2 separate regions of the Homo sapiens genome follow, and region 1 is linked to region 2. Evidence: chromatin loops called from intact Hi-C (ENCODE). Cell type or tissue: K562. All regions are shown on one strand. Each heading gives the region's core, and the rest is flanking DNA. Links, peaks and the distances in the headings are about the cores only. Region 1 overlaps SLAMF1 (signaling lymphocytic activation molecule family member 1). Region 2 has its middle 28 kb from the start of LY9.

The links. Peaks named below come from ENCODE experiments on the same cell type or tissue, not always from the same donor. Only the 100,000 strongest peaks of a DNase experiment are listed, where the experiment ranks them.
Region 1: it touches region 2 in a loop (2.1-fold over the local background); 6 of 110 quality-filtered maps call a loop at or near these places.

Annotation. Positions count from the first base shown.
Region 1 is chr1:160,625,369-160,629,762 of GRCh38, reverse strand. All of the region lies in intron 3 of SLAMF1 (signaling lymphocytic activation molecule family member 1), which reads left to right. Among named protein-coding and RNA genes, the nearest start is that of SLAMF1, 19 kb to the left of the region's middle. RefSeq lists enhancers at 14-103, 2,414-2,463. In K562, for the core only: no CTCF peak of the experiment used is centred there; DNase peaks (open chromatin) are centred at 2,572 and 3,462.
Region 2 is chr1:160,766,435-160,770,828 of GRCh38, reverse strand. No RefSeq gene overlaps it. Among named protein-coding and RNA genes, the nearest start is that of LY9, 28 kb to the left of the region's middle. RefSeq lists enhancers at 2,357-2,806, 2,837-2,886. In K562, for the core only: a CTCF peak has its summit at 2,320; a DNase peak (open chromatin) is centred at 2,348.

The sequences.
Region 1 (4,394 bases), core at 190-4,189, 140 kb after region 2:
GCTCCTAGCTGAGCAGCTACATGCCCAGAAAAGACTCGTATTACCACGAAAGCATGAGCGCAATCTCACTGGAGCTAGTAGCCTCTGCAATGCTGGGTGGGATAGGCAGGTTGTAAGTGATTTTTCTGGAAGCTGTGAACTCCGTAAAAATGTTTACTTGGATGGTCCCAGAACTTAAATTAGTATATGGTTCATGAGGATCCTTCCCCACCCCCAGTTCTGAATGGAAACTGCCACGAACAAGAATGTATCTCTTGAAGATGGCAGCCTTTGCTGACAGAACCACATGAAAGGCAGGAAGGAGATCCGGCACGCTCCCACCGTTACGCTAACGTCGCAGTATCTCCTAGGTGAACTGCATTTGTTTCTCAGATTCTTTTTAGTTTTCTTTTTCATCTTCCCTAAAAAAAATATTAATAATAAGATTTTGGGACTTGAGAAGAGAGAGAGAGAGAGAGACACGCTTCTGTGTTTCTGTGACAACACTTTCAGAGACAAGAAAAAAAACGCCCTCTGGCTTTTTCCTTGGATGTGTGACTGTCTGCCAAGTTATCACGTTTAAACCACAGACAATAGGTGGAGAGGGCCCAGGGTGGAGACTCGAGCAAAGCACTCTTCCCAAATGGCATGTGAGTTATTGACCAGCCTGCTCGGCCGCCTCTAAGAGCCTCGGGAGTAGGGGGAGTTCCAAACCTCTGGTTCAGAAATGTTCAGGTAGCATTTCTTTGTGAATGAAGGAGTCAGGAGCTTCTAGACCCCAAGACAACTTTGATTTCTCAGCATCACCATCCAGAGAGGCCTCACTACATGACTGAGCAAAGAGAAGAAGAGCTGGAGCTTCTGCCACAGGAAATGGTGGTTTGAAAATGGGAGCACAGGTGAAGCGCCGATGGCACAGACACACACTTGCCTCCTGGCTCCATCTTGTTATTGTAAAGTATAAGCCAAGTGGGTCACTTCTCCTTCCCTTTGATTCCTGCCTTGGGCCATTCAGCAGGTGACCCTGCATTCCTTCTGGTAATTTTTAAACAGAAAGCTACGTGACAGTCTTTTTCTAGATCCATTTTTGTGGACTCTCATTTAATTTAACTTAGTTCATCGAGTGCATATTGAGTGCCCTCCTGCCCTATATTGTTTCCGGTGGAATGGAGGATACAAATAAAGAATAAGGTACAGGGCCTACCTTCATGGAATTTGCAATCAAAGTGGGACTTCTACATCTTACTAGCTAGAAAAATATAATATTTAAAGAAACATATTATAATCAAGGAACTGCTACTAGAATTCCTCTTTGAAAAGGAATTGTATTTGTTTATGATAGTACCTTAATAAATGCTAGAAGGCAGGTGGAGACCCCCCAGGAATCTGGGTGTGGGTTGGATGGTTCTGTATGAGAATGGAGGAAGATGATACTTGTGCAGAAATGGGAAGAGAAAGAGAGAGTCTGAACCTGCTAGGTGGTGAAAGCTGCCTGGTTCACAATGGAATTTGCTCCCTGGGACCCTTCAATCTTCAGCAGAGAACTTAAACCCACAAAATTATTGGTGTAAGTTTTTAAAAAAAAGTTTTTTTGGTTTGTTTGTGGAAACTGATTGTATTAGTCCGCTCTCATCCTGCCAATAAAGACATACCTGAGACTGGGTGATTTATAAAGGAAAGAGGTTTAATTGGCTCATAGTTCCACATGGCTGGAGAGGCCTCACAATCATGGTTGAAGGCGAATGAGGAGCAAAATCATGTCTTACGTGGCAGCAGGCAAGAGAGTTTGTGCAGGGGAGCTCCCATTTATAAAACCATCAGATCTTGTGAGACTTATTCACTCCCATGAGAACAACATGGGGGAAACCACCCCATGATTCAATTATCTCCACCTGGCCCCACCCTTGACACATGGGGATTATTACAATTCAAGGTGAGATTTGGGTGGGGGCGTGGCCAAACCATATCACTGATGAAGTGACTAAACCTTGCACCCAAGGAAGCACAGAGTAGAGCAAGCAGAGTTATAGGAGCAAAGACTTAGAGAACCATGAGGAAATTACTCCCAGAAATTACAGAAATCATGTGCAGCTTGACCTGAACAAACTGTAATAGTAGCACTTTTTTCATACTTATCCAAATTTCTAAGAGCATGGGGTCTCTGACATTTGATTTCCATGTAAATATAATTAAAGAATAGCAACAAATGGATGAGCACCAAGTATAAAAATACTTGGGCCTACTATACAGGTAGGGAAACTAAGCCATAAGTAAAGAACAGATGGGACTGAAGCATCTCTGGACACTGGTGAAGAGACTCCTTTGGACTTAAGATCAAACTCATTTTCTTGTCTTTCCAATCAATCAACAAGAATTTACTGAGACTCTATTATGTACTGAGTACTAAGAGAGCTGTTAAAGTAGTGTAAGAGATGGTCTCTGGCCTCCTAGAACCTAGCAACTATTTGGAGAATTGAGGCTAGCAGAAGTAATTGACACTTACTGACCACATGATGGATTCCAGATATTGCTCTAGGCACTTTCCATACATTACTATATGGGTTTCTCAGAACAACACTGTGAACTTATTGTTATGCTCATTTTACAGATGAGGAAGTTGAAGCCACAGAGGGTATGAGTAGCTTATCTGTAGTCACAGAGCTATCAAGTGGTAGACCCAGAATTTGAACTTATCTATCTGGCTCCAAATACCATCACTGAAAATGGTCTGCATGGTAAAGATGATGTTGCCAAAACTCAGGTTCTAAGATACATGACATAAACCACAGGTGCTGCAGGAGTCCAAGGGACAGGGAAGAACAAGAGCTGGGATGGTCAGGAAAGGTGACACAAAGAAAGGAAGATTGGCCTGGGCATCAAGGCTAGGCAGGCATGGTGGACAGCTTAGGGTGCAGCAGGAAGGAGAGTATGGAGTGGAGCCTGGGGCCAGGAATGAGCATGTGTTGGATGGAGGATGATGAAGGATGGGTTGGCTGCTCAGAGGGCTTTTGACTCAAAAGGTTTGAGTCAAAAGGGCTTTGACATCACTACTGCCTTCTTTATGGGGACCGCATCTCCAGAGGCTAAAGCACAAACCACAAAATCTGCAGTTCCCATCTTATCCAGCTCTGCCACTGACTTTTTCTATGACTCTGGATACTCCTGTCTGTGTCTCAGTGTCCTCAAAATAAAATTAGTGGGTTGGGTGAAATAAGCACTATACTATAGTTCCCTTAAGGTTAAAAAGGTCTATGATTCATATTTGTATCCAAAGATGAGGAAAAAAATTAGAGTTTATGAAATATCTTTCAGGACCATGGCCAACTTGTCTCTCAGATCTAGATGGACTGGCAGAAGCTTGTCATAGGACAAAGGTAGCAGATTGCTTTCATCCTCTAGAGACCCTAGAAAAGATAGAGAGGGCCGGCGTTGTCATGTCCTGAAGCCTTGGTGCTGCACCCAGTCATCGTTAGTTTCTGTGAGTTGGTGGGCAGCAGAGCAACCGGCGTCGGGCGCGAGGGAGAGGAGGCTGACTCACCAGGCATTACTGGTGCAGTTTTGTCTTTTATTTTCCAGTTCAGAGGTACTACTTTGTCTGTTGGTTTTATTTTTTTAATCTCAAGTGAAATTGGAAAGAAATATTATCTTTTAAAATGATATAAATGGTGGGGGTGTTTCTTCTCAAATCAGTTGTTGTATTGGAAGTTCCCAAAGTATCTATGATAGAAGAAGAAAGAGGAACTAGTCAAAATAGTAAGTGCTACTATAATGGTTTGCTGGATCAGTTCCATAGGCTGACGAAACACAAAGTTCAGGCTACTGGCTTTGCTTCTTATCCTAGTATTAGAGTGATTTCTCCAGTGGTTCCTAGTGTCGATATCATAAACCTTGAATGAATCAATCTGTCTCAAACACACACATACACACATACACACACACACACACACACACACACACACTCCTGCACAGAGGGTTCTCAGTGACCATAAGTCACTCAGAGTGGAGCTGCTCCTTCCTCCAGCATCAGCAATGATTCAAAATGTCATGCTTTATACAAATTCAGAACTCTCTGCCTGCCTCCTAACTTTTTTTTTTAATCAGAGCATAAGACTGTTGAAGTTGGTATCTGGCAAAATTAAAACATTTAATTTAGGGGATAGAACCTATAACCAAGGTGTTTGCAAAGTCAGTTCAGTGAGATTCCTTGGGCTAACTTGATGTGTGAAAGGCCTAAGGAGAAAAAGAATCTTTTCAAATCCAGAAGGCAACTTCTTGCCAGCTATCAGGCTGGAGGCCCCTTTGGATCTTGTAGGCTGCATTTTATGAATTCATTGAGACTGTCTGTATCTTTGGTCAACTCTGTAAACATCTGATTGTGTCCACCATGATTCTTTCCTTTGGAACCCGACTATTTT
Region 2 (4,394 bases), core at 159-4,158:
GACAACTGTCATTCAGGGACTCCAGGTAGCATGATCCTGAGAGCAAATGCACCATTGTTAAAGGCATAGACGTATAAATACAAACCTCTGCCACAGAGCACTATTCACTCTTTGCGTCTGAAGAGAACCAGAACCCCTTAACTCTTGGGCGGCAGCCTGCCGTCTGAATGTGAAGGAGAAGGAAGAATTAGTACAATGCCTGTTTTTGAGCTCTTCAAGTCACCAGCATTTTGTAGGAGTGGAATGCTTCATCTCCTGGCCCCTAACTTCGGGGTAGCAAAATGAGAAGCTAATGCCTGCTGGAAAGGGTCCCAAGATAGAGAAGCTAATGCCTGCTGGAAAAGGTCCCAAGATACTGAAAGCTCTGAGATTGCACTAGAAGAGAAGAGCTCAAATCCTGCCACTTACCCACAAAAAGCCAGGGAAGTGAGTGTCTACTGGAAATTGTTTTAGGTGTGAAGTATGAACTGTATGTATCTGAAGGCTTCCTGCCTTGGTGCTGCCAGATGCCCTTGCTGTGTGACAGGAGGAGGTGAGAACAGGTTGAAAGAGGAGGAAACGACTAATGACCCTTAGGAGCAGATCGATTACCACCCTATGAAAGAGTAAGTTGACAGTTCAGACTATGCAAAAACAAATTGTTGGAAAAGCCCCCTTCATTTTTCTTAGCCGAAAAGTAAACAGATTGCTACAATCTGGCATCTCTGTAGTTTTACCCACTCTCTCCACACCCCAAAGTACAGCCATTAAAGCCCCACGGTCACTACACATGTCTCTGTGTTATGACCTTGCTTTTCTTTCTCCTCGAGGGGACTCATTGACCTTTCTCCATCTGGCTCAATCTGTGTCAAGTTGCTTCTTGACCCATTTGTTTTTCCATCGGTTGTGAGCTCTTTGAAGTTAGGGGTCATGCTTTATCCATCCCTGCTTCTTGGCCATAGCACATAGTTGGTGCTCACTAAATACTTGCTGAAACACTTGTCAACTAAAGAAAAGCCAAGTTTTTAAAGAATTAAAGTGAGTTTTATTTAGTCTTACTGAGGTTGGCAACCCAGGAGAGTCTTTCGGAGAGTTTCTGTTAGACTGCTCCAAAGCAGTGTTTCAGCCTACAGCTTATACATAAGGTGACAGTCATTCTGCCTGTGCTCAAAAGTTATGTAAGAGCAAAATTTCACCAAAGTTTGGGTGCAAGGGTACATCTAGTTATAGATTACAGAGGCATAATGATTAATCCTGTCAACCATTATCTTATGTACAGCAAAAAGACAAAGGCCAGGATCATTGAATTTATCTTTTCTAAAAATGCAGTGATTTAGGTAAGAGATGTGGTAACCTGGGCTCCATCCTTCTTATCATCTTCAGGGCATCCTTCCGAAGGGCTGTCCTCAGTCACTGAGTCAGGGGCTTTGTGAAATTCTGCTGGCAGCTGAATGAGCAAACATGGCCTCTTATGTTTGCTACTTTGTCTTACAGAGTAAGTGAATGTAAAACAAAAACAAAAACAGAATGAATGAATGAAAGTCTCTGTGAGAGAAGCAACCTATCCATTGCTGTTTGCCTTTCCCACAGTTCTGGGTTTGGCTAGGGAGAGTTCACATCCCTGCTGATGTTTATTTTAAATTTCGAAGCAATAAGGAAATTGAAAAATGGACACAAAATTCAGGGGTATCTATTTCCTTTCTATTCATACAGCCTTATATTTTGCCTTCTAAGCTATTCTTTTCCTTGTATTCTTTTTAGACTCTCATTCAGATTATGTTACCTCAATATTCTTCCCTTAGAAGACTTTAAGAAGCAGATTCCATTCAACAGTTTTACTCTACAGAAATACTGTGTGTAAGGCCGGGTGCGGTGGCTCATGCCTGTAATCCCAGCACTTTGGGAGGCTGAGGCAGGTGGATCCCCTGAGGTCAGAAGTTTGAGACCAGCTGGCCAACATGGTGAAATCCCATTTCTACTAAAAATACAAAATTTAGCTGGGTGTAGTGGTGCACACCTGTAATCCCAGCTCCTCAGCTACTCAGGAGGCTAAGGGAGGAGAATTGCTTGAACCTAGGAGATGAAGGTTGCAGTGAGCCAAGATTGCACCACTGCACTCCTGCCTGGGCAACAGAGTGAGACTCCATCTCAAAAAAAAAAAAAAAAGAAGAAGAAGAAGAAGAGGAAATACTGTGTGTTTTCCTCAGTGTTCATGAAGCTTAATGTGCAGGTATTTTCATAAGGTTCTATATTTTATTGAAAAACAGACAACAAAACAAGAAACAGACTAGTAAAATTGCTGAATATGTGCATGGTTTGCCAGCTGGGCCAAGAGGAGGCAGCAGTGAGCTAACCCAGGGCTTGCTGTGTGGCTTGGAGGATCCTGTCACCATCAGCCTGCATTGTGACCTTGCTTTCATTTTCTCTCTCTGAGATGAGGGAGTTAGACTACATGATCCTTAGAGTCTCTTCCAGCTCCAAAATTCTCTGTGTAAGTTTTAAATAGATGTTTGGGACTGATTTAGGTCTGGGAAGAGAAAAGTGAAGGAAACAGACAAAAATTCCCTCCGTTTATGAAGCTTACATTCCCATGGGGCCTTCCAGACCCTACGGTTGTCATAGTGGCGAGGAGGCTGCCTGGATTGGAGGGTATGAGGCTGGGTAGGAAGTCAGACCAGGGCTTGACCAGTAGGCATCAGACAGATCCAGGGACCAGGCAAAGCAGGAAATGAATGAAATTCACTGGGTCCAAGTGAGATGGGAGCAGGGAACAGGCTCTCCACAGAGCCAAGCAATCAGAGGGATTGTGCTAGGTCCCTAACTGACCAGGAGGAGACAGGCAGAGTTGTACCCACAGGACAGTTGGGCCTGCAGAACCTCCAGAACCAGAAAGTCCGTTTAGCAGCCTGACTCAGCAAGGCTTGCTTCTGCTCCTGGGGAGATGCACAGGTCCCAGCATGCAAGTGACTGGGAGGGAACATGGAGAACACAGCAAAGAGGAGGAGCTAGAAAGAGCACCGGAGGAGTGAGGGGAGGAACAGCTCAGAGCCTTATAGCTGACAAGCCTTCTGTAAGGGTGGCGTGAATGAGTGAATGACACAGAGGGGAGTGTTTGCTACTTTGCTTGATCTGTGAGCACTGGTCAGCTGCCTCTTATTATATGCCTCAACTTTATAATGATATGATTAACTGCTATTCTCAGGTCTTCAGTTACTCTTTATACTTAAAGTTCTAGAGGCTCAGTTCTGAATGGAATCTATATAATTAGCCAGTAGTCTCTTTATGATGAGGTAACTTCTGTCGAAGGACTGTGATGTTATACTCTGCTGAACACTTTACGTGTATGATTATCTTTACCTTTAATCTCACTACAATCCTATGAGGTAGAAAGTATCTTTCACATTTTATAGAAGAGAAAACTGAGGTTCCAAGAAACTAAGCATTTTGCTCATGGTCATAGGACTAAGAGAAGATACATGACGTCCAGAGTTGCTTTTCTCTTTCTCTCTCTCTTTCTCTATCTCTTTCTCTCTCTCTCTCTCTCTCTCTCTCTCTCTCTCCCCCCTCCCCTCTCTGTATCTCTTCCTCTCTCCTCTCCAAGTTTTCAGTGTGGTGAAAGTAATGCAGATTAGTGACTAACCACTGTGGGTAGCATGGGTTTTTTCTTCTTTTTCCCCTTTTTAATTACACATCCTTTCCTTTCGTTTTCCTGGTGCTCTAAGCCAGCTCACCCCTGGTTTTTTATTCTGCCTTGTTTGGGATGGAGGTGGTATGCATGGAAGAGCAAAAGCAAAAACTTTAGGTAGCCTCAGCCCTAAAGTAGAGCCAGGATCCACACCAATGTCTCCTCTTAACTGCCTCAACCACTTGCCTTGCTGTCTGCCCATCTTTGAAGTGGAGATCTTAGTGGTTAGCCTCTGGGCCTCACCTTCATCTCTCCCTGTCCTCATCTTGTTTGCTTTCTTCCCAGACTAACTCAGCTCCAGGATTGTCCCTTCTGGAAGCTATCCCATGCGGCTGTCCCTGCCTTATACAGGATCTACCTTGGCAGAGGGAAAACAACTCTTGGTCCTTGTCATGGTAAATTTTATGTGTCAACTTGACTGGGCTAAGGGATGCTCAGATACCAGATAAAATATTGTTGCTGGGTGTTTTCAGAGGTCATCAGCATTGGAATCAGTAGATGAAGTAAAGAAGATTGCCCTCACCAATGAGGGCAGGCATCACACATCTATCGAGGACCTGAATAGAACAAAAACGCAGAGAGGAGGGATAAGGAAGGACTTGTTAAAGATTACAAAATTATAGCTAGATAGGAGGAATAAGAGGAATAAGTTATAGTGTTCTATACCACTCTAGGATGACTACAGTTAACAATAATGTACAGTTTTAGATAACTAGAAGGAGGACATTGA